2 separate regions of the Homo sapiens genome follow, and region 1 is linked to region 2. The links are chromatin loops, found by intact Hi-C in ENCODE. Cell type or tissue: pancreas. All regions are shown on one strand. Each heading gives the region's core, and the rest is flanking DNA. Links, peaks and the distances in the headings are about the cores only.

Region 1 (15,332 bases), core at 2,996-10,995, 310 kb after region 2:
CTTTTAAAGTCTGAGCCTGCATGCCGAAAGCTATGAAATGATGACAAATGATGACGTAGATCTTTGTCTATGCTCTAACATTCGGACATGATATACGATGATATTTCAATGATATTATCAATGATAACTGGGAAATATCTCAGATGAGGTTTCTGACCCTCCTTACTCATTGCTTGAACTCTTGGTTACTTTTCATATTTGCAAATTACTGCTAAGCACATACTAGCATTAAGTACATCAACATTCCTCAGAACAAATGTTAGAGCGAATACAAAACCTGTCCTCTTACCTAAAGCATATGGTTTTAACAACAACAGTGATGATTTTTCATGTACCAGAGATGAACAGTTTGGCTTCTGTCTTTTTAATGAATTCAATCTGTTCTTAGTCCCAGGCTTGTAGTATGCCTCTTTCTTTCTGAATGGCTCTCAAAAATGAAATGACAATCTGTAGATGCTTCCCTTTACCACCAAGGGTACTCATGTTTTGGAAGACATGGGAACAGATGAAAGTATTTGGTTCTAGGAATGGAAATTACAGATGGATAGAATCCCATTACAATGAGCTTCATTGGCATTTTCTGTTGAGCAATTAGCCCTTGCCTAAGTGGAAAGGCTTTCCACCACATTCTGAAGGGAGCAAGGCAAAGTGGGATTTTATTTATTCCAGAAAAAAAATTTCATATTTCCAGCCTCTTTTTCAGATAGATGTGTTCCTTTTCCAGACAAGACGCTTTTTCACGTCTAAGGCTAAGGGTGTGTGTGTGTGTGTGTGTGTGAGAGAGTGTGTGTGTGTGAGAGTGTGTGTGAGTGTGTGAGTGTGAGTGTGTGAGTGTGACAGAGAGCGTGTGTGCGTGTGAGTGTGTGAGAGAGTGTGTGCGTGTGAGTGTGTGAGAGAGTGAGTGTGTGTGAATGTGTGAGAGTGTGTGAGAGTGTGAGTGTGTGTGAGTGTGAGAGAGTGTGTGACAGAGCGTGTGCACGTGTGAGAGTGTGTGCGTGTGAGGGAGTGTGTGAGTGTGTGTGCGTGTGAGAGAGAGTGTGAGAGTGTGTGAGAGTGTGTGAGTGTGACAGAGTGTGCGTATGAGAGTGTGTGAGAGTGTGTGTGTGAGAGTGTGTGCGTGTGAGAGTGTGTGAGAGAGTGTGTGAGAGTGTGTGTGAGAGTGTGTGCGTGTGTGTGTGAGAGTGTGTGTGAGAGAGAGTGTGTGTGTGTGTGTGAGAGAGAGTGTGTGTGTGTGTGTGTGTGTGTCTGTGTCTGTGCCTACACAATATGTATTCCCGAACCTGGGCCTGGAGTATAAATTAGATATTTATTAGGGATTCTTATTTATACTTCATTACTTTGTTTAACAAATGTTTTAAAAGTCCAATTAATTTAATCTAATTTTTAATACAGCAGAAGCTGCATGCCATAAGATTGCATGACAAAGTGCTATAAATGATATAATTCATTTGAAGCAAGATTTTGTAAACACATGCACAATAAAAATCGCCAGGTGTCTCTTATTTTGTAGATGTTGTCATTAGTCAAAAGTAAGCAACATGCAAGTAAAAATACAAAAAAAGACATGTTATAAAATAGTCCACAATATTGACGGCACACCTCCTTTTGGTGGATGCTCTCAGACCTTTTAGAATAAAACATACTGAAATACCACCAGTTATTCTGTGTTCCTCTGTTCACAAAGATTCTGGGCTTGGCCAAGCTTTGCTCAAGAGCCTTTTCCTAGGCCCATCTGTGTACTTCCTTGTAAAATCCAGTTTTAGAAAAAGAGCCCTTCTAAGTAAAGTTAGCCAAAACCTCCCACCCTCCGTATCTGATCATCCTTGATATCTGATCGGGTTCCTCATCCTCCATCAGCCCCCAGATGATGTCTGATTGCCCTGGCTTGCCTTCTGCAAGAATCCTATTAGGTCAGGTTAGCCAGAATCCCCCTTACCCTGACATTTCCTCTTAGTAATTTTCTATCCACTGACCACCCCCCACCATTCCTTGGCCAAAAGTTCACTTGCCCACGCTATGTTCAGAGTCGAGGCCAATTTCTCCCCACCATAGCAAGACTCCATTGTAGCGGTCCCAAGACGATCACAATGGTCCTGAATAAAGTCTGCCTTATGGCACTTTAAGAGGCATCATTGGATAATTTTTCTTTAACACTATCATTAGTTTTACTTAGTCCTTAAAAGGCAATCTACTACTACTCAGAAGCCCAAAGAACACATGGTTTATTTTCTATTATTGATATAATCTTGTTCTCAAACTTCCAGTCTGTGTATGTAGGATGCTTGTGGGAGGAGGAGAAACGGCTTGCCAAGTAAAGCTATCTCTTCTGGTTTGAATACTCTAGTCCAGGTAAATGTTCGGGTGTTCCAAGGTTTTCCCCTTTCCCTTCTCTTCCCTAAGACAGTGTTTGGATATAGATGCTTAGTGAGGGCCGTCTCAGGGTGGTGAGGAGATGGGGGCCTCAGGTCCCCAAGCCCAGCTCCTTGTGCTGCCTTCTGGATGATTGCTTGCCTCATTGTTGATGTCTCTAGTTACCTGCTCCCTGTGCACAGATGGCACTCACTGGTGACACTTGTGGCTCATGAATTTGTGGTCTATTATTTTGGCTGACCAGGGCCAATAGACACCCCTCGCTTTGAGTCCTATCAGCTCTGGCTGGCATTTCTGGCTGCTATGGCTCTTAATTGTGTCCTCCAGAAGGGAGGAAAAGAATTTTCTCTCTACCCTTTATAGTTCTGAACTACAGTGCTTAGTTCATAGTTCCTGTAACAAAAGACAGATTAGCAAGATAAAAATGAATAGAGGTTTATTAACATGTGTACCTCATGTATACAGTGGGAAAAAAACAGAGAAGTGAATCTCTAGACTAGCTCTCCAAGAAGGAGTCTAAACTTCGGACTTAAATGCTGTCCCTTGTCTGAAACAAAGAGATGGCCAAGAAAAGCTCCTTAAATAAAGACAAGGCTTGTTACGCAGATTTCAGGTGATGCCTTCACCACTGCTCAAGAGTGTCTGGAGATCTAACCATCCTTTCCTTCCTGGTGCAGAGAGGGAGCATCCCACCAGGTGGAAAGAGGTCCTTTATAGATGTAAATTAATTTTACAGAAGAACAACTTTTCAGAGTTGAACTTATGTCTGCAGTTTCTCAAAATAACCAGCTCAAAATAATCAATGTGCCAAAGAGGTGTATTTTGGGGTGGCATATTCTGGTCTCCTCTAGTCATATTTTGGGATAGTGGGTCCCGAGCACCATCATTCCATCTGCTCTTGCTTTCTTCCTTTTCTTTCTCTCTTCCTTCCCCCATCACCCCCTCCTTCCCTTCTTTCTCCTCATCTACTCATACTTATTGGGTACCCAGTATAAGCACACACTCTACTAGGCACAGGGAATCTATAAATAACCCTGAGGACTGAACTCTGATCTTTTTTCTCCTGTCCAAATTCCTATATAAGGGGCCTGGGGAGTTAAACCCCATAAACCATAAACTCTTGTTAAACAGATTTGTTTTTCTTAAAAAGAACTTTCTTCCCTATGGAAAAATCTGTATTTCAAATTCATGTTTACTATTAAATACAGAAATCTATCTTTCCGAATGAGGTTGCTTAAGTTCCAAATTATCCTAAAACCCAGCACCCAACTGATGTATTGAAAACTCTAGGCTTGGACAGGTGTGGTGGCTCATACCTGTAATCTCAGCATTTTTGGAGGCCAAGGTGAGTGAATCACTTGAGGCCAGGAGTCTGAGACCAACCTGGCCAACATGGCCAAACTCCATCTCTACTAAAAATACAAAAACCAGCCAGGCAAGGGGCACATGCCTGTAGTCCCAGCTAAATGGATTTTAAAAAGTTAACCTGGTGTAATGTGGCTTACTTTCCAACCTAATTCTGGTATAGCATCACAGGACAGGAGCAGACCTCCTTATCTTAACTCAGGCATTCCTTTCCAAGTCTTTAGGCAAAGCTTAAATCTCTCAACCAATTGTCAACAAAAGAATCCCTAAAACCCACCTATGGCTTGTAAGCCCCTATTTCGGAATGTCTCGCCATTTTGGACTGAACCAATGTATCCCTTCTGTGTATAGATTTATGATATTGTCTGCAATTCCTGTCTCCCAGAAATGTATAAAAGCAAACTGTAACCTGACTACCTCGGGCACACTTTCTCAGGAACTCTTGGGATTGTGTAGCCCCGGACCATGATCACTCCTAATGGCTCAGAATAAACCTCTTAAAATATTTTGATAAAATTTGGTTTTTCCATCAGCCAACACTAAGATGCCTGCTCCTTGGAGCTTACATTTTAATGGTGGGAATCAGATAATGAGCAACAAGCAGAAATAAACAGATAGTATGTTAGAAGGCGATGAGTGCAATGAAAAAGAAAAAAAAATTGAAGCAGAGTAAGTGATATCGGGTGCCAAGATGCAGGGATGGGGCAGGAATAGTGTTCCATGAAGTAACTGCGACAGGCAGGAGCAGCCAGGTTTTGTGGGACCCAAAGCTTATACAATTTGAAGGGCCCTCCTCCTTAAAAAACACAAACCTGGGGCCGGGCGCGGTGGCTCACGCCTGTAATCCCAGCACTTTGGGAGGCCGAGGCGGGTGGATCACGAGGTCAGGAGATCGAGACCATCCTGGCTAACACGGTGAAGCCCTGTCTCTACTAAAAATACAAAAAATTAGCCAGGTGTGGTGGCGGGCACCTGTGGTCCCAGCTACTCGGGAGGCTGAGGCAGGAGAATGGCGTGAACCCAGGAGGCGGAGCTTGCAGTGAGCCGAGATCGCGCCACCGAACTCCAGCCTGGGCGACAGAGCAGGACTCTGTCTCAAAAAAAAAAAAAAAAAAAAAAACAACACAAACTTGGAGCACAAAATTAGTCCCTAAAGTTAATATTTGACAATAGGTGAAAGATTTATACCAGCTGAAGGGAAATCAGAGTTTTGAATATGTATTTAGAATTAGAAAAGATTGCAAGTAATTACTGTAACAATGGCATTACAGGTCCCTATGTTCTGATTAGGCAATTTCCCAGGAATACTGACATAGAAATGCTTTCTAATCATAAACTGGCCTCACCTATCCATGTTGTACAACTATGAGCAACTTCTAGCACACACAGGGCCTGTGGGAATTATGTACCCCAAAACTGAAGCTTCTCTAGCTTCCCAGATCAATGTGCCTTTGCAGCTGTGTCTCACTGAGAAGGGGTATTTGTCCAGGAGAGAGAGAGTTAGCCAAGCATATAGATACCAGGAAGAAAATTGTCGCAGAAAGAGGAAACACATTCCATCCAGAGCCTCCATCTGTGCCATAGGGGCTGCTCCATTCATGGGCGTTTTAGCAGGTGTTGGGGTGGCAAGGGAAGAGGCTGGCTAGCATCAGTTGGCTGTGCCATACTTTCTGCCTCCTTGCTGAATGCCTCTTCTGCCATGCAATGCAAAGATCTTCATAGTTTGTGTCCTCTTCCCCAGGTCTATCCATATGTATGTCTCTTCCCTAGACTTCCTGGTTCCCATTTTTCAAACTTATTCCTTCCATGTCCTTAACAAACCAGCAAAAGCCATTCTGAGAGTCCACAACCCAAAAGCTTATGCCTAAGATTCCATGTGTACACTGACCTTGAACCATGTTCTTCTCGATACAAAGGTATCACTAGGTGCTGTGTCCAGTGCTTGGCCCAGTGGGAGGACTTTTTCCTCATCACCATCTTTCAGGGCCACCTTCGGGTAGATCTGTCAAGTAGCAGTAGCCTATTTTTAGCTGGGATCAACATACTCCACTGACTCATCTTTGAGCCAGGCCATTTTTTCTCTCTGTCCTCTGGCCATCAGTGTGAGATGAGGGAGGGATGATGGTGCACATATTCTTTTCTTAGAGCTCTCATAAAATGTGCCACAAACTGGATGGCTTAAAACAATAGAAATTTATTATCTCACAGATCTAGAGGCTGAAAGTCTGAAATTAAGGTGACAACAGGGCAAAAGTCCCTCCAAAGGCTCTAGAAGAGAATGCTGTGCTTCCTCTAGTTTCTGGGGTCTTCATGTGTCTTGTGGCAGCGTAACTCCCATTTCTACCTCCTTCTCTACGTGGCCTTTCTCTTCTTCTTCTTCTTTTTTTTTTTTTTTTTTTTTTTTTTGAGACAGGGTCTTGCTCTGTCACCCACGCTGGAGCGCAGTGGCACGATCTCGGCTCACTGCAACCTCCGCCTTCTGGGTTCAAGCAATTCTTGTGCTTCAGCCTCCCAAGTAGCTGGGATTACAGGCCTGCACCACCACGCCAGGCTAATGTTTGTACTTTTAGTAGAGATGGGGTTTCGCTGTGTTGGCCAGGCTGGTCTCCAATTCCTGGCCTCAAGTGATCCACCCACCTCGGCCTCCCAAAGTGCTGGGATTACAGGTGTAAGCCACTGTGCCTGGCCCCCACATGGCCTTCTTGTAAGGACACCATTCATTGGATTTAGGGCCACCCTAATCTAGTATGACCCAATCTTAACTAATTATGTCTGCAAAGACCCTATTTCCAAATAAAGTCACAGTCGGAGGTTGATGTAGACATGAATTTGGGGGATGCTGTTCAGTATAGCGCAGGAGGGTTAGGTAGCATTGGGTCTGGGTGGCTGGGTTTGACAGCTCACTTGTGGCCTCTGTACTAGCTCAAGCCTGATCTCAAACACACTGCTCCCTCCCATCATACGGTGGAATCCTGCTGGAATCACCAACAGTATGTCTGGTGGTTTGCTGGCTCCTAAGAGGCAGTTCTGGTGTCAGCATCACTTGATGTCCCATGTGAGACACTCAGTTTTCACCAGGGTCAGGGTCCCCTAGCATGAAAGGTGCTGCTTTTCGAATGGTGTATACTTTCATCTGGCAGATGACATGGCCTTGCTCCAGGATTCTAGGGTTCTGTGCTGTATCGCTTCTACAGGGAATTTCCAGAGACTTCATGTAACGTCTTTGTCTACTGTAGATACTTCCAGAACCAAGGGATCTTCCAGGACATGAGGCCCAAGCAGCAGTCCTGTTTGCCTCCTAGGCTGAATCTGCTTCAGAGCGCTCTCTTGTTCTGGACCCCAGCCAAAACCAGCAGCACTGAGCCAGCCAATAAGTTGGTCATAGAGATGATCCCAAGCATGGAGTATGCTGCTTCCCAAACCAAAGAGGCTTACTAAATATTGCACTTTTTTCTGCATGGGCCAAGATATAAGGCGAAATAACTTGTTTTTTACCTTGGAGGGGATATTGCAACACGCCCCAGATGACTGGACTCCTAATAACTGCAGCATTGTGTGAGGCACCTGAATCTTTCTAGTCTCTCTCTCGTCCCCTGGAGCACGTGTGTCCTACCAGGGTGTCTAGGATATTTATCACTTCCAGCTTATCAGGTCTGATGAACACAATGACATCAATAAAGTAGACCAGTGGGCTGTTCTATGTAACAGCAGAACTCTTCTGACTGTATTTTCAGAAGTAACGTAGCCCTGAGACAGGGCCATAAATGTTCACTGTTGTCCATCTAAAGTGACTGCAGTCTGCTTCTGATCCTACTTCCTGATGGGTGTGAGAAAAGAACACATTTGCAAAGACAGTGATCGTCTGTTCTAGAGAAGACACTTCTGGATTAACAGCTTCCATTGGGGCTATCACCTAATTATATTTGTAGAAGTCTACTGTCATCTGTCATGAGCCATCTGGTTTTTACAGGGGCTAGACTGGTAATAAAATGGGGATATAGGCCAGGCGTGGTGGCTCATTCCTGTAATTCCAGCACTTTGGGAGGCCAAGGTGGGTGGATCACTTGAGCCCAGGAGTTCAAGACCAGCCTGGGCACCACAGCAAAACCCTGTTTCTACCAAAAAACAATACAAAAATTAGCTGGGCATGGGGGTGCGCACCTGTGGTCCCAGCTACTCAGGAGGCAAAGGTGGGAGGATCGCTTGAGCCTGGGAGGTCAAAGCTGCAGTGAGCCAAGATTGTGCCACTGCACTCCAGCCTGGGCAACAGAGCTAGACCTTGTCTCAAAAAAAAAAAATGGGGATGTAATGAAGACCACCACCCTTGTATCCTTTAAAGTCTCCGAAGATTGTCTTAATCTCTGCCATTCCACCTGTTATGTTGTGCTGTTGTTTCTGATTGGCCACCGCCTGCTATAAGTAGGATACTACTCCTCTTACTTCACAAGTCACAGAGTCAAGTGGGGATATTGCTAGTGGCTCAGTGTGCCCACCCAGGTCATGGATTCTGGAACCAGGATGATGACCACCAAATGAGTGTGAGGGAGCCCCACTGTAAGTGGGCCTAGGCTAGAACCCCATTTTTTCACATTGTCTACATATGGTCCTACTAATGAGGGGGCATGATGACACTGGCATTGTTCGCTCAGCTGACCTCTACTTTTTCATCAGCCATTCTTTTTTTTTTTTTTTTTTGAGGCAGAGTCTCGCTCTGTCACCCAGGCTGGAGTGCAGTGGCGCGATCTTGGCTCACCATAACCTCTGCCTCCCGGGTTCAAAGAATTCTCCTCCCTCAGCCTCCCGAATTGCTGGGATTACAGGTGGCCGCCACCATACTCAGTTAATTTTTTTGTATTTTTACTAGAAACGGGGTTTCACCATGTTGGTCAGGCTGGTCTTGAACTCCTGACGTCAGGTAATCCACCCACCTTGGCCTCCCAAAGTGCTGGGATTACAGGTGTGAGCCACCACGCCCAGCCTTCATCATCCATTCTTGATGCCTTTGATTGCATATGTCAAGCAATACCCTATTGGTTGCACACGCACCCAGCTCCTAGGAATGCCATTGTGTATTAGCCCTCTACTTAGGCCCCTGTGGGTAAGGGCAGTAGTATCATATACTGCCCTCAAAATCCTCTGTGCTCTGCCTAGTTGTATTAGTGCATTCTCACACTGCTATAGAGAACTACCTGAGACTGGGTAATTTATACAGAAAAGAGGTTTACTGGCTTTACAGGAAGCATGGTGCTGGCATCTGCTTGGCCTCTAGGGAACCCTCGAGAAGCTTACGATCATGACAGAGGGCAAAGGAGGAGCAGGCACATCACATGGTGAAAGCAGGAGCAATAGAGGGAGAGCGTGGCAGGGGAGGTGCCACACACTTTTAAATGACCACATCTCATGAGAGCTCACTGTCATGAAGACAGCACCATGAAGGATCTGCCACCATGATCCAAACACCTCCCACCAGGCCTCACCTCCAGCATTCGGGATTACAGTTCAACTCGAGATCTGGTTGGGGAGAAATATCCAAACTATATCATAGGCTTATTCATATCGTATGTCTATTTCTTCTTTTGTGAGTTTTGGCATATTGTGTTGATATGGACAGGAGACAGGGAAATAAATACTGGGTAGAAGAGGGCAGTTCCCCAGCCAAGGCCCTACCCCCAAGCCTGGAAACCTATGGCCCTAAATGGGAACAGGCATTCCTTTTTTTGTACCCAAAATTTGCCTTTTGGCCCACCATGCCCCCCTCTCTTGTATCCATATAAATCCCAAACCCAGGCTCCACTAGCAGATGAGCAGACAAACAGAAGAGCGGAGGAGCAGAAGAGTGGCACAGCAGAGGAGAGAAGAGAAGGAACGTCTGAACGTTGAAAGGAAGTCAGCTGGGGATGGTCAGAGAGATCGACTGTGGGACAGCCAAACTCCAGGGGAAAATCATCTTCCCGCTCCATCCTCTTTCCAGCTCCGCATCCACCCTGCTGAGAGCCACCTCCATTACCCAATAAAATCCCCACATTCACCTTCCTTCAAGTCCATGTGTGACCTGATTATTCCTGGATGCTGGACAAGAACCCAGGCACCAAGAGGGCACTGAGCTGATTAACACTTAAGCTGTCTGCGAATGGCAGAGCTAAAAGAGCACTGTATTATGCCCACTGGGCGTGAGAATTGAAGACACTCACCCCTAGATGCTACTGTGGGGTCAGAGCCCAAAAGCGTTTGCCCCAGTTCCTGCACCTGTCCATCTGTGTGCTCCCCCTCCCATAAGGGGTTTGAGTGCGCATGGTGGCCAAACAGACAAGACACAACCCTGTCACATGTCCTGTGAGGGAGGTCAGGGAACTCTCCCATTTCAGTATCTTTCAAGGAAATGGTCCATTTAATCTAAGTTATCAACTTTGTGAGCATAGAGTTGTTCATAGTATTTCTTTATACCGTTTTAGTGTCCATGGATCTATAGTGATGCCCCCTTTTTTATTTTCAGTATTAGTAATTTATGGCCTCTCTTGTTTTTGCTTAGCCTGTTTAGAAGCTTATCAATTTTATTAATCTTTTCAAAGAACAAGTTTGGTTTTGATTTTCTATATTGATTTTGTGTTTCCAATTTCATTGATTTCTGCTCTAATTTTTGTCACTTTATTATGCTTACTGTGGATTCAATTTGCTCTTCTTTTTCTTGTTTTCTAAGCCCAAAGTTTAGATTCTGATTTTAGATGTTTCTTTTTATCATTGTATGTATTCAATGCTATACATTTTCCTCTAGGTGCTACTTTGGGTATATTCCACACATTTTGAAAAGTTGTGTTTTCGTTTTCATTTAGTTCAAAATATTTAAAAATTTCTCTTGAGATTTCTTTTTTGATCCATGTGTTATTTAAAAGTGTGTTGCTAATTCTCTGAGTATTGAAATTTTTCCAGCTATGTTTCTTTTTTTTTTTTTTTCTTTTTGAGACAGGGTCTTACTCTGTCGCCCATGCTGAAGTACAGTGACAAAATCACAGCTCCTTGTAGCCTCAACATCCCAGGCTTAAGCAATCCTCCCAACTCAGGCTCCTGCATAGCAGCTGGGACTGTAGGAGCCTGCCACCACACCCAACTTTTTTTTTTTTTTTTTTTTTTGTAGAGATGAGGGTCTCGCGATGTTGCCCAGGTTAGTCTCTAATTCCTGGGCTCAAGTGATCCTCCCACCTCAGCCTCCCAAAGTGCTTGGATTACACGAATGAGCTATTCCATCTGGCCCCCAGCTATGTTTCTGCTATTGATTTCTTTCTCTTTTTTTTTTTTTTTTGAGATGGAGTCTTGCTCTGTCGCCAGGCTGGAGTGCAATGGCGTGATTTCGGCTCACTGCAACCTCCACCCTCTAGAGTTCAAGTGATTCTCCTGCCTCAGCCTCCTGAGTAGCTGAGACTACAGGTGTATACCATCATACCCGGCTAATTTTTGTATTTTTAGTAGAGACAGGGTTTTGCCATGTTGGCCAGGCTGGTCTTGAACTCCTGACCTCAAGTGATCTGCCCACCTCAGCCTCCCAAAGTGCTGGGATTACAGGCATGAGCCACTGCACCCAGCAGCTATTGATTTGTAATTTAATTCCATTGTGATCTGAGAGCAGACATATGATTTCTATTCTTTTAAATTTGTTAAGGTGTGTTCAATGGCCCAGAATGTAGTGTATCTTGTTGAATTATCTGTATGAGCTTCAGAAGAATGTATATTCTGCTGTTGTTGAATGGTCTACAGACATCAGTTATATCAAATTGATTGATGATGTTGAGTTCAATTATGTCTTTACTGATTTCTGCCTATTGTATCTGTTCATTTCTGATAGAGGAGTGTTGAAGTCCCCCACTGTAGTAGTGGATTTATCTGTTTCTCCTTGTTCAGTTTTTTACTTGTTAGGATGAAATGGCACTTCCAAACTTTTTATGTGCCAGAATGGAAGCTGGAAGTCTGACTGCTATTTCTTATCTAATATTCATTACTTATTTTTAGTTTATATATATTTTTTGAGACAGAGTCTTGCTCTGTCGCCCTGGCTGGAGTACAGTGGCGTGATCTTGGCTCACTGCAACCTCAACCTCCTGGGTTCAAGCAATTCTCCCTGCCTCCGCCTCCCGAGTAGCTGGGATTACAGGCACCCACCACCACGCTTGGCTAATTTTTTGTATTTTTTAGTAGAGACGGGGTTTCACCATATTGGCCAGGCTGGTCTTGAACTCCTGACCTCAGGTGATCTGCCCACCTTGGCCTCCCAAAGTGCTGGGATTACAGGTGTGAGCCACCATGCTCGGCACATTACTTATTTAGTGGATACAAAACTAGAAGGACTTTCTTATTTGTTGTTTCAACATAAAATACATACGATTTATATATAAGAAACATAAGATTTCTAATAAGAAACAAGATTTCTAAGGACTTTTACAAGTTTGGGTGCAATCCTTGCTTCACAATTCCATTTTTTCCTGTAAAATTTTAAGTAATTCAACTGTGTGTCTTCCACTTATGGGAATTTTCAGGATCTCAAGCCTCATGTTCAAACAGATAATACTGTAGCTTCTACATTATATATGTGGGCATGTATGTCAGTGGCAATCATAGTGCAATTTGAGTCCCCTAATGGATATTCCTGTTTTTTTCCCCAACCAACTTAGCTCAAAATTTCCACACATTCTTTTTTTTTTTCATTTTTAATATTTTAAGTTATTCTTTTACATCATCTCTTATAACTATGGCTTTCTATTTCCCACTGTCATCACCCTAGTTGATATTTAGATTCTTGCAAAAGCCTCCTACCTGGCTGGGAATTGAACAATGAGAACACTTGGACACAGGAAGGGGAACATCACACACCGGGAGCTGTCGTGGGGTGGGGGGAGGGGGGAGGGATAGCATTAGGAGATATACCTAATGTAAATGACGAGTTAATGGGTGCAGCACACTAACATGGCACATGTATACATATGTAACAAACCTGCACGTTATGCACATGTACCCTAGAACTTAAAGTATAATAAAAAAAAATTTTTTAAAAAGGACAAAGAAACATCAAATGTAAAAGAATAAAGTGTTAGACAAATGGTTAAAAAAAAAAAAGCCTCTTACCTGGCATGTCTAATTTGAATATCTGCTCTTTCCAAGTTAACCTCTCTATTGCTCTTAGATTGTTTTTTCTAAAATTCCCCTTTTGCAATGTCATTACCCTGGCCAAAATTTTCAGTGATGTGCAATGATCTCTAGTAGCAATCTCAAAACTTACTTGATTGTGTATATATCAATAAAAATATTTTGAGCATGTGCCCTAATCTATATGTTTTAAAAAAATAAATTATACATATATACTCCTGTCTATCCATATATTTAATATTAGTTAAGCTTAACTTTAAAAATAAAACTAATTATAAGTGAGAGTTATAATTTTTTTTCTTCATCCCAAAAGATCACTTAGTGTGATTCGTTTTGGGTAATGGTGTATAGGCAGAATTTTTTTAAAAAGTTATTTATGTATTAAATTTTACTTTAAATTCTGGGATACATGTGCAGAATGTGCAGGTTTGTTACATAGGTATACATGTGCCATGGTGATTTGCTGCACCTGTCAACCCGTCATTTAGGTTTTAAGCCCCGCATGCATTACGTATTTGTCCCAATGCTCTCCCTCCCCATGCTGCCCACCCGCCGAAGGCTCTGGTGTGTGATGTTCCCCTCCCTGTGTCCACGTGTTCTCATTGTTCAGCTCCCACTTATAAGTGAGAACATGCAGTGTTTGGTTTTCTGTTCCTGTGTTAGTTTTCTGAGAATTATGGCTTCCAGCCTCATCCACGTCCCTGCAAAGGACATGAACTCATTCTTTTTATGGCTGCAGAATGCTTTTTTTTTTTTTTAGACGGAGTCTCTCTCTGTCGCCAGGCTGGAGTGCAGTGGCGTGATCTCAGCTCACTGCAACCTCTGCCACCCAGGTTCAAGCAATTCTCCCGCCTCAGCCTCCCAAGTAGCTGGGACTACAGGCGCACACCACCACGCCCAGCTAATTTTTGTATTTTTAGTAGAGACGGGGTTTCACAATGTTGGCCAGGATGGTCTCAATCTCCTGACCTCGTGATCTGCCCGCCTCGGCCTCCCAAAGCGCTGGGATCACAGGCATGAGCCACAGCGCCCAGCCAGAACACTTTTTAAAAAATCACTGATATGGGTTAGCGTCATGGTGCTGAACAATCACCGCACATTACCTCATCATTGTGTCTCCTGGCCTTTGGACATTGGAGACGCCTAACTTTTTCCCCTCACTCGGGAAAAAAAAAGGAAATGTATAGATGGTAATCTCTGTAGGATTCTATTTTCCAAGATGGAATACCAAAGGAGTCAAGATTGTCTACCCTACATGCTGAAGGAATAAAGTATCTTTCCCATGGAGAGAAGCAGACTGATAATGAAAAGAAATGAAGGGTTTAAATAAGTCTTCACATGAGCTGAATAATCCAATTTTGCTGTTGAAAAAACACAGACCAAAAAGTGTTAAAAGAAGACTCTAATTCTCATGTTTTCATAACTTTATAGCTTCATAACCAAGAATGATTGAAAACAGAAGAAGGAATTGCTGTCAAAGATTGTACAGTACAATGAAGTTGTACAGTGATGTTCAGGACTATAAATGTTAGCAGGTGCATGAATACTTCTGTGACTGTTGGCTATTAGACACAAGACTGTAAATTTCTGCCTTGAGGATGACTCTGATGGTCTATAAAATGTCAGCTGATGTTGTCACAAATCAGTGGTTCATATGAATCTCAAAGATTATAGAACCTGCAGCACTTGTTATATAAATGATAAAAGAGTATTTCCTTTTTAAGTCTCCAGCTAGCTGCAGTTCAACTGAATGCAAATTAGAAAGCCTAAGTGATACCTGCAGAGTTGAAAAATAGGTTTTCAGTCTAAGTAAAAATACATTGAGAACTTAGAAAAACAGAATAAAAAAAGGAAAAACAGAATAATGTCTGTCATTGGTGGTTCTAACATAATGCCATGAGAGAACTTACAACTAGTATAGCAACTTTGTGTAGACAATTAAAAACACTTTTTGTTACTTTTTAACTTCTCACTTTTTCATTTTTTAACTGGCAAGAAAAAATTGTATGTATTTGTAGTGTTCAATGGGATGTTTTGATATACGTATACATTGTGTAATGGCTAAATCAGGCTATTTTACATATTGTGAAAGGAAAGTAAGCCTTGGGACCCCCAAATCTCGAGCCAAAGGGAAAAGTCAGGCTGGGAACTGTATCAGGCAAACCTGCCTCCCATTTCATTCCTAAATAAGATAGCTACAAAGATGAAAAAGCTACATACCTCCTTCACAATTTGTCCACAGGGAAATTTCTTGTGGGCCTCAAGATCTTTTACCCTAAAACAATTCTGTTGAATTTCACCCTGACAATGTAAATTGATAGCTTATTTTCACAGGTGTGGGACAAAGGACAGAACTCAAAGTCCCTCCGCTCACCTGAGACAAATGCATAGCTGATTGCTTCCTCTCCCCTATTGTTTACGTAAAAACGCAGATTCACCGAGCCAGACTAAGGCATAAGTAACTA
Region 2 (15,332 bases), core at 3,674-11,673:
ATTAGTTAACTGTGAAGTCTTCTGCTGTAGCATTTAAATGTCATATTGCTTTAAACAGTAACATCACATCTTCCCGAAAGCTCCAATACTGTGGTGGAGGAGAATGAGGTGAATAAGGGTACTATATAGTACTCAGTGGTCTTGCTTAATTTTAATTTGTAACAGTGAATTATGTAATTATGTGGGGATATCTTTTTGATATCTGGCTTCATCGCTTACTAGTTGTATGACCGTTGAATATATTACCTCTCTAAGCAGCTCCTTATCTGAAAATAGTGGATAATCATCCATTTCATAACCAATCTTTCATCAGGTTGTCATGAGGATTAAATGAGATAATATATACACAGCAGTCACGCAAAGCTTGGCATTGGTACTGGGAGTGGTAAGCACACTCCATGAGTGATAGCTGTCACAAAGGTAAAGTTCTTCTGTGGTGAAAAGGTAGAAATAGAAAGCAACTTTTACAGAAAATCACAATTTATAAGCAGATTTTAAAGGTCTGGAATAAGAGAATAAACAGAAACCACTACTTCAGAAAAAAATGAACAAACACTAGATGTATCCCAAGATGTTGGGCAGGTCTGTAGTGATTTCTAGGGCTGGCAAAATAGCAACTACAAAGTATATCCTCAGACCACCCAATCTAAGTGCTATTTGGTAATGGGAATTATGAAGAATCCTACCAGGCATTCTTCCCTTCGGTGTTTACTGACAGAGCAAAGGTCTACCCTCAGTGTCTTCTGTTGTAAGGCTGTTTGGGAAATGGCGACTCTGAACACATCATTGAATAAAATGGATTCTGTGGGCGGATGAACTTTTGTGCGAAACAGACAGCTGACATCAGTTGAGGAAGGAAGAACGGCAACCCTAAAATATCTGCAAAGAACAAGAATAAAATGGATTTCATAGGTACTTTAATTATACCAGATTCACAGCTATCATTTGAAATTATCTGCAAAGAGAGAAAATGAGGGATCGTGGAGTTCAAGATCAATCTAAAGTGTTGCTGCCATCACGGGTCCGTGCTCAGCTGCATAGATGCTCTGTCCTTAACCCACCCGAGCTGACTACGCCCCTGAGCATGCAATGGCCCAGCCTCCACTCACCACGAGACTGCAGCAAAGGCACATGATAGGAAAGTGAAGAGGAAGAAAATCCGTAGGGCAGACGAATTTAACGTCCCACCTGCCCCATGGACAGCCAATTCCAAAATAAGTTATTTCTGAGCCTGGGAAGGTGGGAACACACTAAGTAGATACTGGTGACTTTATCTCACAGAATCCTCATCCTGAGTATTAAACAAGAGATGCTGATGATCACCTCCCAGGAATGGAATACATTATCCTACTAGAGAAAAAGAAAGGCTCAGTAGCATATTGTTAAGAAAATTTAAAACAGATGAAACAACGGTTCAAAAATATCACTGTCTAGCATCTCCAAATTCTGAGATACGACAAACTGTTTTAAGAGTCCCGTGCTTTGTAAAATTCAGAGGAAGAGTTATAGAAAAACAATAACTTCTAATACTACCTTAAAGTGACTCTTCTGAGCACACATTGTATGAGGACCCACAATTCTTAGAAAGAGCGTGAGGTAACTTCCTTTAAATCCCAGGAAGAGAATACCGCTAAGTCTATCCCCTCCACCCCCATTTCCAGGCTTGTCTAATCTAGATTCTAAAACATGCCTTTCTCCGTTAGAAAAACTGTAATTCAAATGCAGAACTGAGGAATGTCATATTATTTTGTATTTCATATCAATATTAATTATGGAGATTCAGCAATGAAAACCTAGTGGGCCTGAAGCCCACTGCTGTTGATTAAAGAGCCTTACTAAGACACAGCTCACTGTCCCTGGGAGGCCGAAGATTCAGCAGAAGAAAATCTTTTCTGCTTGTCACAATTAATAATCAAAAAATAACTTTTGAGGTTGGGAAAAAAAAGAACAATTTTAAGAATATTTCATACTAGCTGTCATGTTTAGCAGTGTCATTATTTAGGCCAAGGCTTTTACATGTGGGTTTAAGGAAAGATTGCTATATATGTCAGGAAGGTTCGCACCAACTCAACAAGTGCCTGCACATTAGCTGGGGAGCCGAAGAGCAAATGTCTGCTCATTGGTTGGGCTGAGTATTTCACTGGTCCTACACTACGCAGGTATCACCATGCCTCCAGAAGGGACTTGGTGACATCCTATGAGGTAAGTGAGAATGACTGTGATTGGTTTAGTTGAAGTAGAGCATATTGCAGGTGCACCCTTACAGTGAGTTTAAAGAAGGTGTGTGTTCTTGGGGTGTTCTGTAGTTTTCTCCTGAAGTTGTGCATTAGTTCTCACTGTTTATTGTTTCAGTCTCTGGTAGACTTGTCTTCTCCATGATTTGCTTTACTAAAAGGCCACCAATGGCATGCTCCAACATCACAGCTTATCTACTGGTAGGGAGAAGTCACAGTTTATATCAAGCCAGTCTTCCTGGACACCGCTGACTGGTGTTTTTCATCTCGCATTTGGGAAGCAGGCTCTCTGCGTTGATCTAGGCACTTCTATGTGATGCCTGCTCTCCTCACTGGTCTCACTAATGATGTGGACAGTCCACACTTTGATTCAGGAAGTTCTCTAAGCTCACCCTCCTCCTGGAATCCTATCCTACCTCCAGCTTTGATGCTTGTCAACACATTAAAATCTACTATCTTGGCTGGGCTCGGTGGCTCACGCCTGTAATCCCAGCACTTTGGGAGACCAAGGTGGGAGAGCCCAGGGAGTTCAAGACCAGCCTGGGCAACCCAGTGAGACCCCATCTCTTAAAAAAAAAAAAAGAAAGCCACTATCTCTATTCTTCTATTGTCAACTACATAATTTCTATCTAGTTCTTTTTCTCTTAGATCCAGTTTCTTCTTTCTGATGATTATTGGAATGTTAGGAGGTGAACTTACAAGCAACTCTGTAGGAAAAACATGCAGAACTCTTTAATTTATTCTATTAAAAGTCTTATCACTAAGGAATATACTCTATCATTAAGGAAAACATTCACCTGGCTGGGTATAGAGTCTTGGGGATCACCCCTCAACAGCTCTTTTTAAATTTCCAAAGCCTTGCACTGCATATTCAAAATATTATTAAGATCCACTTCTTACAGGAAGTTTCAATGCAGAGTGGACATGCATATTCCGGATTCTACGTCATAGTGCTAAGTCGAAGTCTGGATTCTTCCTGGTACTTTCCAGCCATGAGCCCTTCAGAGTCACTGAAACTCTGATGTCAGAAAATGTGAATGGTGGTGTCTAAGACTTCCAGACTTATTTGTCATGAGATCTTTAGGCTTATCTGTCAGGAAGCAAAAAGTCTCTAAGCAATGGACTGTGTAGCATTATGTCATCACTTTGTTGGGATTCTTGGTTTGATGAAGTGAAATAACTTTAAGAACTCACTGGTCACAGGGAAGTAAATGCTTGATGATAAAAACATACTCTTACATGTAGCATGATAAAATGTTTGACTGGCAATGTTGTACAGATACATAAAATTTAATCACTACATTTTAATGTAAAAGATTAGAAAATTCCTTAAACAACAGTAGTAACAATTACACAAAAACAAAAATTTTACCCATATTTCAATCAAATTCCAACACAGCATAAAACAGTGCTTCTGGTTACAAAAAAGAGATTAAATGTCTTGGCTTCTACTCTTAGAAAGAATCAGTTGAGTAAGAATTAAAACTCAATATGTCTTCCTCACATTTCCCTTCTCATCTTTATCTGCCATTCATTTAGACATGATCAGCCCTGCTATGTCTTTTCCGTATCTTCATTTTGATGAACTGTATGATTACAGTGTAAAATTCTCTTACATGGAAATGTTTAAGTTCCTCAATTTGATCTTCGCTGATTTTACTTACACTTTTGAAGTATGAGGTATCAAGAAGGCATGAAGGTTTCGGAGCTGTGCTATAATCACCATGAAACTTGAACTTTTTGCATTGTATCTGTCAAAAGAGAGGCTAAATGAAGTCAGGAATCACCACAGGCCACTTGCCCTGCACAGATGTCAGAACTGCTCCTTTCCCACGTACATTCCTTACCTGAGTCCTATCTGAACCTGGGCGGTCTCTACAATGGCTACATCCTCTTCACTGTATGTGACATCTTCCATTTCACTAGGTCTATATGGACAGGGAGTAGATGAACAGTTAATTAATGGGGTTATCGATTGTTATGGTTAACAGTTTGCCACTTAGTGATTCTGAATGAAAATCCAAATTAACAGCACTCCTATGCCCTCCCAGTGGAACTGATCCCAGCGAAAGCTTACTGTTTCAGAGGCTCTTTTCAAGAAGAGCCCGCCTCTGGGCTTTAGGGCAAAGCCTCTCTGATGACTACTTTCCTTATTACTAGAAATATACCACACCCTTGAGACATTTCAGACTTTCAGAAATACACGTGAGAAGCTTCATGTGCCAAACAGGGTCTGGTGAATTCTTCCAATATTCCCACTAAATTCAAGGTTTTTAAATTCTAAAGAGGGTCAATTGCCTCTGGGTACACCAATCTGTTTATCGATAATTTCCATGGCTAAGTCATTTTTGATATACTGAACTTTTCAGGCACACCACTTCTTTAACGGCTAAAGTCCTTACTAAGCCAAAGAGCGGACTAATGGTAGCAGTCCATTTACAGCATATAACCCACATCCACGGCGATGGAGATTCGCTGGAGCTAAAAGCGCCCCTGCTGAATCCTTACTGTTTCACGAAAGCTTCATAGACCCCACTGTCTCCAGCCACAGACTCATCAGACACAGCAGCCGACACACAAGTGGTTTTCTCCCCAAGCAAGTGGATCACTCTTCTTTTTGGTAATGATTTTTCCACATCTATGGAGGGGAGGGTGAGAGCACTAATCAGAATGTCTTATTTGGAAAAGTTAAGTATTAAATACATACATAGTTTGGTCATGAGCAATCCAAAATAAGATTTCCTTCTGGGAGTCAAGGATGTTAATATTCAAATCTACAGCTGTAAACAACTCAAGGCACTATGACTTATAAGATTCCTGGGACGCCAGTTTTTTCAGTCATTACTTGGAAGAGAATATGGTTTTTCTTTGTCCTGAAATATTTTAAGGGAAGGGATGAATTACACAAATTCTCATTGGTCCTTAGTCTCTTTCTTTCAAGCATTCACTGCAGTGTTCATATATTCAGGAATAGGAAATGATCTATCTCCCTCAAGTGACATTTCTATCACAGAGAGAGCTTCTAGCTACTCAATGGATAAGTTTCCACCTCTTTTGGTCTCCCCTTCTCTCCACATGCCATATCCTACATCTCCTGTGCTACTATTCTAACAGAAATAAAGAAAAAATGTCTTTGACTCACAGGAACTCCTCACCAGCCAATACCATTAAAAAACTTTTTGTGCTACTGAATCTTTAGTACCAATGACCACTTAACTTTTATCTCGAACTCATATTCATACACCAGCATCCTGCAGTGAGCAAGGAACATTCATTTAAGGCTGTGCTCTGTACTGTAATGAGCTGCAAGCCTGTGGTGCTCTTTCATCCTCCAGTGAGTGAGAGTGAGCGCAGGGATCTGTATTGGTATGCATTTTGGCCCCCTTCTGAGCCGTGACTTTACATCTTGTGAAGATGTTTAAGTTTTAAGGCTTCAGATTACAGGATTGATTGCTGCATTTTCCACTTTATTTCTGGCAGTGGGAATGCTTTTTCCTTGATGATGAAGTGCCTTCTCTCCGCCCACCCCCCTTTGTGAAGGGTGAAGGTGATGACATGATTTATTGATTACCCCCAGGAATAACCACAGCAGCCTGAAATTGACTTTGACAATGACAGTGACTGACTGCGGAAGGCCTTTGCAGTTATTCCAACGTGGTTGGTGTCATCCAGCAGGGACTGGCACTGGACAGCAAAGTTTACGTAAAAGGGACTTGACTTTACCTGCCTAAGCCTCTAGAGCACTGAGGGAGATGACAAACGTCCCTGATAGGGAGCCACCACCCCACATGCAGGGCAGACGTCCCCTGAAAAAAAGTGCTGGTGACTTGAAGATAATTCATCTTTCCTTTTTTTGAGACAAGGTCTCACTCCTGTCACCTAGGCTGGAGTGCAGTGGTGCAATCTCAGCTCGTCGCAGCCTTGACATCCTCCTGCCTCAGCCTCCTGGGACTACAGATGTCTACCACCATGCCCAGCTAATTTGTGAGAATTAGCCTTTATGGTTAAATATACGCTTTCACTTGTTTTCAGACATGCAACTGAATATTATCTGCAATCAAAGCTCTTGGATGTATTTTCTCTTAGGGTAACTTTTTAACAGCAGTTTTCTAATATATGCATTTAAAAAGTTAAAAACTGTTTCACAAAGGTTCAGAGATACTGTCTCCATCCACAAACTTTTCAGACACAGCAAGACCCAAGTGTCAGGAGCAAGGCATGGGCCAACCAGACACACTTGCAAGACAGGACTCCCAGACCTCAGGGTTACTGGGTGGGTGACAGACTTTAGGCAACTTTTTCCCTCATCACTCTCTCCCCTCTTCTCCAGCATCCAGCCTCACTTACTGCCCCTCCAAATTGGCTGAATGTTAGAAGTGGTCACTAGATACCACTCCAAATACAGGAAGAGCAAAACTACCTTGAAAGGTCAAAAGATGTAAGTTCAAAGCACAGGAAGGAACGCTGGCACAGAACATTCCATTTTCTTCTCTTTCTTCTTCTCATAGCTTTCCATGGTTTACAGTAAGAACTGTGTTTAGCCAGAGTTTATTACTTATCATCATCACTGTCACAGAGTACTAATAATTACCATGAACTGTGTGCTGAGTGCCAGACACGGTTAAGTGCTTCACATGTTATCACTGCATTAAATCCTTCAGCCTGACACAAGGATTACTGTAGCAACCCCATTTTGCAGATAAGGAATCATAATCCTGAGAGATTGGGTAGTGTGCTTACCCAAACACGTTGGTGACTAAAATGTGAGTGGAGGCTTGGCTGGTTCCAGGAGTGGTATGCACCCCCTAACACACACACACACACGCACGCACGCACGCACACACACCGTACTCCTTCCCAGAAGCAGTGGTGAAGGCCCCACGCGGCTTTCTGTTTTGTTGGGGCCATTATGTACACACACCATTCCCCTGGTTATTTTCTTTGTGGTTATTTCCATAACCTGCTACTTGTAGCTTTGACATCTCCCCAGGAGAGGGCGCACAAACCACACAAATGTCTCATGGGCCCTCCCACAGGCCCAGGCCACTGACAGGGCACAGCACTTGGCTCTTCAGTATTTGAAACCGTAGAAACAAGGTGGATTTGTCAATGTCTTTACATATCTGAATTGGCCAATCAATTACTCAGAATTCTTAGGACCATACATACAAATAAAAATGCTTCTGGGAACAGGAAGAGAGCACTTCTAAAGAGCCCTGCCCTGTTTTGTGTGGTCAGTAAAACATGTAGCTGTGAACAGGACAGCTGTAGATGAGCACTGGGGCTTTTATTTCACATTTTGTCTCAAGCTAGCTCTGGAACAGATCATCCTCCTCAGACCAACAGTGATCATCTGCCAACAAGGGAAACATCTTGTGCTCTTTACAATCATATCTAACATATTCAAAGTTCCTGCTTTGCAAAGGAAAACAAACAAACAAACAAAAAAATGATATTTTTCCTGTTTCTGTCTTTTTGAATACAAATGCAGGCCTAAGAACTACAATCTCTAGTAATCCCTTCCCGGGGCTGCAACTGTTAACCTGGCCAGAAGGTGGCAGGGTAATACCATACACTGCAACCTGCTGTTTTAAATTAACTTTTCGCCAGAAAAGGAGTCTGGCTTGAAACAAAAACTGTATTTATATAGAATTCCCTGAACAATCTAAACACTGAACCTTGGTACTAATTAGCTACTATGTTAATTGCCTTGGTTTTAATCTGTTTTAGGCCAACTTTTAAAAGAAAATCCTCTTCTTTGCCTTGCTATTTCAGAACTGGAATCTACTTGGAAATATGTTCACAACATATGTTCCCAGTCAGCTACCACACACAGAGTGTCTCTGGACAACTGAGCAGGTACTAAATGATTAAGTCTACTAAATAGGGAAGGTAATTTTTATTTGATAATGAAAAATATCTAGGTATATAAATAAAAGCTCCTTCTTAAATGAAGCCAAAACGATTACTCAAAAGAAAGAGAAGGGGAATCATACCCTTTGTTTATATGGAAAAATAATGCTCCAATCATTCTCCTTAAAATCACTAACAGGGAATACATGAAAGCAAAGGGCTGCATTTACCTGCAGTTCCTTCATATAATGGCTCCCTAGCACATTCATTAAGGTCTTTATCCTCTGAAAGAGACTGGGAGGCTCCTCCTGAATCAGAATCCAGCAAAATCTGATTTTCGATGAGGCTGATATCTGCAAAATGGCTACTCAACTCACAGTCTTCAAAGTCAGCAGTGAACTGATGGAGAGAGGCATCATGAGAAGAAGACATGGGAAACGTGCCTTCCAAAACCAAGGGAGAGCCTGGAGGAGACAAGGAGGAAAGGGAGGACCTCGAGGACAGGGAGGCCACAGACTTCGGGGCCTCAGCCAGTGGAGGAGTGTGGCCTGTTGCTGCAGCTGCCACTCCACAGAGTCCACTCTGGCCAGGCTGGCTAGGGGACTTGACCACCTCGTTTTCATGGATGGTGGTGATGGGTCCAGAAGGAATGTAACCGCTTTTCTCTTGCAGAAGGAAGTCCAGTTTATACTGATAATCCACATCTATCTGATCACTTTGACTGCTGTAATAGAGTTCGGTGGAACTGAGGGAGTTGAGTGACCCTCTGCTGGAGGTGTTCAGAGAGCCCCGACTCGATGCCAGGGAACCCAGGCTGCTCCCAGATGACATGGACAGGGTGCTGGCAGAGAGGCTGAAAGACAAAAAGCACACACCATAAAATCTGTTACAAAATGGAAAACCTAATCACAATCTCTACTGGCTCCTTCAGATCTGCAGAGGGAAGAAACCTGCTAAAGAATGGAATCAATGGCCAGGGACAGAGGAACTCCCTATATTACGGCCGTGTGTCAGTTAACGACCTGGTCTAGTTCTGAGAAATGCATGGTTAGGTGATTTCATCACTGTGCAAACATCACAGAGTGTACTTACACAAACCTAGACGGTACAGCCTACTGCACACCCAAGCTATGTGGTATAGCCTATTGCTCCCAGGCTACGAACCTGCACAGCAGTTGCTGTTCTGAATACTGTAGGCAATTATAACACAATGGTAGTATTTGTGTATCTAAACATAGCTAAACTAGAAAAAGCACAGTAAAAATACAGTATTACAATCTTACGGGACCACCATCATATATGCAGTCTGCCCTTGACCAAAAAGTCATCATGTGGCACCTAACTGTATACCATGTCTATGCTTCTTCGTTAACCTTTTCAGCCTTGCTCTCCAAATACTCTTTAAGTAGCAAATCTATTCTTATTAAACATTATCCTCCTTTTGCAAAAATAAAAGGAATCAAATACCTGTTGATAAGTTTATTTGCATAGACATCTAGAAGCCACTTTGCCATTAAAAAATATTGAAAGCAAGAAAAAACAGGGCAAAAGCGTTAATGTAGTTTTTTATTAAAAAAAAAGCTTTTTATTTTTAGAGAAAAGAAGGCAAGCTTATAAAAAGAAAGAAGTCACACAAAAGACCCTTGGGTTCGCTCACGTTTCCTCTTTGTGTGTGAATGTGAGGAGTGAGTATTTTTCTCATCAATGTAAGGAAATCTATGGCTATTTTAAGGCAAAGCTCCTCCACTTTCCCTTTTTAAAAAATGGGGCAATGGGAAAAATGCGTTATTATCCTAAATGTACTGACAGCTAAAACATATCTTCTTTCTATAACATATTTCAAATGTATTCCAAATATGACACTGGGTTCATGCAAAAGAAAATGTGACTTTAAATCTGATCACTCAAACAGTAACTGTGCTACTATAATGATTTTATTTAAAGTAGTTGGAAATAAAGTGAAAAGTAATCAAAGATGAACAAGAACATGCTATTCGGAGAAAAGCTTTCCCCTCAAAAATCTGATAAGCTCACCTTTTAAGTTGTGAATGCAAATAAGTAGTTAATTTAGTAGTTTCTTCAAGTTTCTGTAGCAGCTCTTTTCTTCTCTCTTCCAATCTCAATCTAGGAAGAAAAAAAATTATTTTCAAATGATTATAACAAAATATGAAAACTAAAAGGAAAGAAAGATTCTCATTGTACAAACATTACAGATCACAAGGGAAAAATGTGAATGGGCTCCACAGACAGAAAACAGGACACCGGCAAGAAGTGTGGGGGGCAGAGCTGCACGAGCCAAGCTGAAGGATGGGGAGGGAGCGTTATGCCCCATCACCATGTCACTGAGAATTTAAAATTGCTGGTAGCCTAGAATCTTTTTAAATGGGTAAGTAATATGGTCCTTTGAGTTGGGGAAGAAGAGTGAGGAGGAAAATAACCAAGGAAACAAAAAACTAACCAAAGACTAGAATCCTGACACAGATCTGTGACCTGGGAACCCTTTCCTAAAACATTTCACAGCAACAGTAAAGGTCACCCTAAATACCGAATTTAGTAACGCTTGTTCCAACATAGTATTTAGTGATAACATTCCCAACCCTGATTTGATAAGAATTAGCAATTAAGAAACAATTTTAGTCCACAATACCATTGTGGGCTAATTTGGGCTCAACTGTTTAGGGAAGAGGATGACCTAAAAGTGATTCCCCTTCCGAGCTACAGCACATCTCATCATCCGCGTCGGACTATCATAAAATTTCATCCACATTCAACTGCAAAAGTTTTTCTTTTTTTTAAGAGTACAGCATTATAGAACTGTATACTTGAATAGTAAGTCATTTTAAAATATACCAAGTACCCAGGGGTTTATGCAACTAAGAGTCTGTGCAAGTATAGTCTATGTCGTGTGAAGGTCTTTAGACATCATGAAATAAAGTAGTTCAGAGCAGTAAGCAGCAGAATGGAATTCAGAAAAAGGGCACCTGGGTTTCTAATCTTGATTTGCAGCTTACTAGCTGCATATCCTTGGTAAGTCGCTGAATCAAGGGTCTTACTTTTCTCATCTGTAAAATGGTGACTATAATTCCCCTGTGTCTCCCTGGTAAGGCTGTTAAAGGGATCAATGGAGTAATGTATGAGAAAGTGCTTGACAGAGAAGAAAAACAAATCTGACTTGTTCAAAGCCTCAGCATGCCCTGAAAAGTGGTGATATAAAAACTAGCCACTTTTCTTTGGAGAAAAATAAAATTTCCTTAATTTCTAATCTCTTTGAAATGTTATATATGTTTTTGGCAGTAAGGAAACATGCCCATATTTTATTTATAGGTATCTATCCCTTTGATGTGTCAACAACACTATTCCATTATATGTTAAACTAAAAAAAGTAATTCTTGCCATTTTCTTTAATACTTCAAAAGCGCGATAAATTCTTAATTCATGGCTTTCAAAGGTGTATTTTTAAAAGCAGCGGTCATTTTAAAAATCTTTCAAATATAAATAAAAACTCAACGAGGAAAAAAGTAATATGAAGTAGACTAACTGAATTAAAAGTGCACAAAGGTCTGAAGAAAGCCCCAAACTCTACTAAAATCCATGTCTTCTGAAACAAGAGAAACACTTCGGAAGGAAGTTTTAAAACTCAATATTGCTTTTATTAAAATGAAGCCTTTTTCTAATGCTTTCAGGAGGCACCAGGATGACGTCAGAATGTGACCCTGAGCCACACTTTCAGTGCTGTCCCTTCTCCATCACTAGGGAGCGTCCTCAGCCTTCTCCAGGTGATGCTCGGCAGCTGCTCTTCCAGCCCTTTAATGTCTGCTTTGAACCACAGATGCCTGTCTTTGTGTTCTTGTTCACGTTTCCCACTTAGCTCCTACAATCCCAGAATGCAGACATCAGCCCTTTCTCCCTGCAGCACAGGGTGCCCTGGCCAGTCCCTCCGTTCTTGCTGGTGTTGAGATGAAACCTTCCCTGGGAGAAGCATGAGGAAGGCACTGGGGAGAGGCACAGAAACCCTCCTAGTGGGCCGCAGTTTGTCTCTGATGTTATCACCAAAGCCTCTCCTAGCGAAAGCCTGAAGTCTTCCTCAGAATCCACGTGTATTTCATGTGAAATGCTCTCCCCAACTTCCCCATAACCAGGGGTTAGAAGAAATTGCAGACATCAGCCCTCTCAAAAGGGTGCACACCTGTCTCTCTAGGTTCTTCTCCAACTCCTGCCTGTTGGTCTGCTGGATGAGAAAGGGTTTCCTCTACTTGGCCCTTAAAAGATTCCTCCCCCTGGCCCATCTGCTCCACATCCCCTTTCAAGCTGCCCTTTGTGAAGTGTGGGCCTTCACACCTGCCTGACTCTGCCCTCAGTGCCCTGCAGGAGAGAAGCACAGCCTGGTTTCTCCTGAACTCAGAATTCTGCACCTAGGGAAAATTTCATGTCATCTATAGAAGCAGGAAGTCCCTTTTCCACTCAAAACTAAGTGACACTCATGCCCCCACCTATTTGCTTTAAAAAATTTTTCAGAAGCAGTGGCAAAAACATTCAAATAATTAAGAAACAATTAAGACGTCTTGGCAATTACAAGGCAAACCCCCAACACTTGTGATAAAACAAGGAGCAATGTTAAGATCTTACCAGCTATAGGAAAGCACAGAGTTTAAGGAATTTCAATAACTGCATGGGAAGAATACGAAAGATGCATAGAAACACCTTCCCTGCATGGTTTTTTTCATTTGCGAGCAATTTCTCTTTAGGCCTGGCAATGCTTCACCATGAGCACCTCTTTCCCACCACCAGGTGGCGAGCACAGTCGCTGCCATCAGGCCCAGTGGGCGACACTGCAGCCCTGTGGGGGCAGGAACAGAGCCGGGGGGGGGGGGGGGGGGGCTGTAGGATCACACTCAGAGACTGAAAATTCATGTGCATCTAGCTCCTTCAGACACCAACGTTCAGCAATGACTCGGAATCTTGCCAGAGGTCACCCCTGAAATAATGGGAACCCCAAATATAAGTGGAAAACAGGAATATGTTGGGGAATACGGCAGGTAGCTTTGACAGTCATGTAGGTACCAAGAAGAAAAGGAAGGATTTGGGGTTGGTGGCACACAATCTGTTCTATGATGAAACTGAGTTTCACACAGCAAATCCTACTTCCCAAAAGAAGCTCCAGCCAGCCCTGCTTTGACACTGAGGAGACACTGCTGGCAAGGGCGTTCTCTTCCCTCTTAAACTCCCGGCGTCAGTGCAACAGCAGCAATGAGCAGAGCAGAAACCCACACACACAGGAGGAAGACACGAAAGGGTGAAGCCATAAGAAAAAATGCCAGAGCATGGGGGAATAGAAAGCAAAACCATAATAGCAACAGCAAAACCCAAAGCCAGACGAGGTTGTATCTACTTGGGAAAGAAAGGATTCAGTGTTCCCAATGGCAGCAGGTTCTGCTCTTCTGGACATGTGAACTACTGAGTCACTTTGAGCATCCCAGGATAGGAGTTAGAAAGCTTTAAGCTGATCAAGCAAGAATGTCTGAGTCCTTCAACCTTTGATGGCAATGTAAGTATGAGGATTTGCCTTTGGCCATAGACACTGATAAGGAAACTAGTATCCACTTATTTGGAATACTAAATGACCTGGCTCTTCCAGGTAACTCAGAAAGTCAACATACTACATATATAAAATACATGTTTCCCTTCCTGCTAACATCCAATCATGGGAGACAGGGCCATGGAGGTATCATATCCACACCACTTACTCCCCAGATGACACAAACCCAGTGGCTGGATCTCACTAAATAAATAATTTTTAAAATAAATATCTTATAGCTCCTCTTCCTAATGAGTTCAAGCCTACTGTCTCTGGTGAGGTTTGGGCTGTTCGTTAAAAAAAAAAAAAAGGAAAAAAAGCCTCCTATTTCACTGGAATTTTGAGTTACTATGTGTGTGCAAACAAAAGTATAAAGTTTAGGTACTTAGGAAAAAGTCAAAGTTTAGGTTCTCAGGAACAAATTGCTATCTTTAATGTTATATCATGAGTCATTTTTTGGAAGCTCTACTCCTAATAAAAAAGGCAAGCAAGACGCCACCTCAATAAAAACTAAGACAAACAAATATGTCTTCTTTCTCTGCCAGAACAAATCTGTTTGTAAGTCCTTCCTAGATTCACCTACTACAAAGTAGAACAGCTGAGATGGACGTGGCACATTAGACACGTATGATTATATAAAATTTTATAATATGTAAATGCTATGTAGTAGTATGAAACATCATTGCTGTTTTATACATGGGCCACATAAAAGCTACCCATTTCATCATAGCTACTGATGACTATCCGTAGCTAGAAACTTTAGGTATACAAATTTAGACACATCAGGGTAATTCAGAAAAACAACAGCAACAACAACAACAAAAACAAATTAATTCTCCCTTGCCTTCTTACTCTTTTTGTTCCTTTTGGTCTTTGTCAGATGGGGCCTTGCTTTGCCAGCCTGGCTGACACTTCCCTCAGGCTGACCGTTTGGTCAGCAAAATTAGACAGAAAAGCCAGAACAAGAAGGGAAGAAAAGAAGGGGAAATGGAGGCAAAGATGAGAATTATTAAGAGGGCAGAAGATTATAGTTCAGAGGCTTTTCCTTTTGATACGTTTTCATGTTCCCTACAGCTATGACACTGAGGCTGCGTGTTACCTTGATCAACATTTTAACCCACAGAAGTCAACTCTCCTAAAACGGTTAACGTTGGGGTGGGTGAGTCCCCATGCTAACACCTACCTGGGAATGTCAGAGACGTCTTCCTCTCTCCCTCCCCCTGCTTTTCAAATGTTTTGATATTATGTAGCCATGCAACCCTAACATTTATTGAGGACAAGGAATTAGAAGGCAAGACGCCACAATTTTTTTTTTTGAAGCAACTGGATTATGGCTGGGTGTTTTAAACTTACTTCCAGGTCACTTGAAATTATATCAATGTGAATTTCTTTCCCATCACCCTGAAACAGGCACTGCTGTTTACTGGCTGGCCTAAAGGATGTACATGCGGTCGTTCTCAACGGCTCTCTGGTCTGTCCTGAAACAGGTATCCAACCCATTCTGCCATCAAGGCCTGGACCCAGGCTCTTATGCAGATGCGTTCATGTCAAACTGACACACAGAGGTCCCTTCACTTAACATTCCAGCTGATCTGTTTTGCAGAACTGGATTTTTTTAGATGGAATAATCAACTCACACCTTCCCAGAGAAAGATGGGAAAATTGCCTAG

Evidence for each region. A loop is a pair of places that touch in the nucleus more often than their neighbours do. Peaks named below come from ENCODE experiments on the same cell type or tissue, not always from the same donor. Only the 100,000 strongest peaks of a DNase experiment are listed, where the experiment ranks them.
Region 1: it touches region 2 in a loop (3.0-fold over the local background); 5 of 110 quality-filtered maps call a loop at or near these places.

Annotation. Positions count from the first base shown.
Region 1 is chr4:182,946,050-182,961,381 of GRCh38, reverse strand. No RefSeq gene overlaps it. Among named protein-coding and RNA genes, the nearest start is that of DCTD, 36 kb to the right of the region's middle. In pancreas, for the core only: no CTCF peak of the experiment used is centred there; no DNase peak of the experiment used is centred there.
Region 2 is chr4:183,254,518-183,269,849 of GRCh38, reverse strand. WWC2 (WW and C2 domain containing 2) reads right to left here. Exons shown (of 23, transcript NM_024949.6): 10 at 10,122-10,211; 11 at 8,318-8,940; 12 at 4,743-4,872; 13 at 4,082-4,162; 14 at 3,899-3,985; 15 at 687-879. Among named protein-coding and RNA genes, the nearest start is that of WWC2-AS1, 22 kb to the right of the region's middle. RefSeq lists a silencer at 12,893-12,952. In pancreas, for the core only: CTCF peaks have their summits at 7,187 (motif pointing right) and 7,775 (motif pointing right); a DNase peak (open chromatin) is centred at 7,249; H3K27ac peaks cover 456 bases.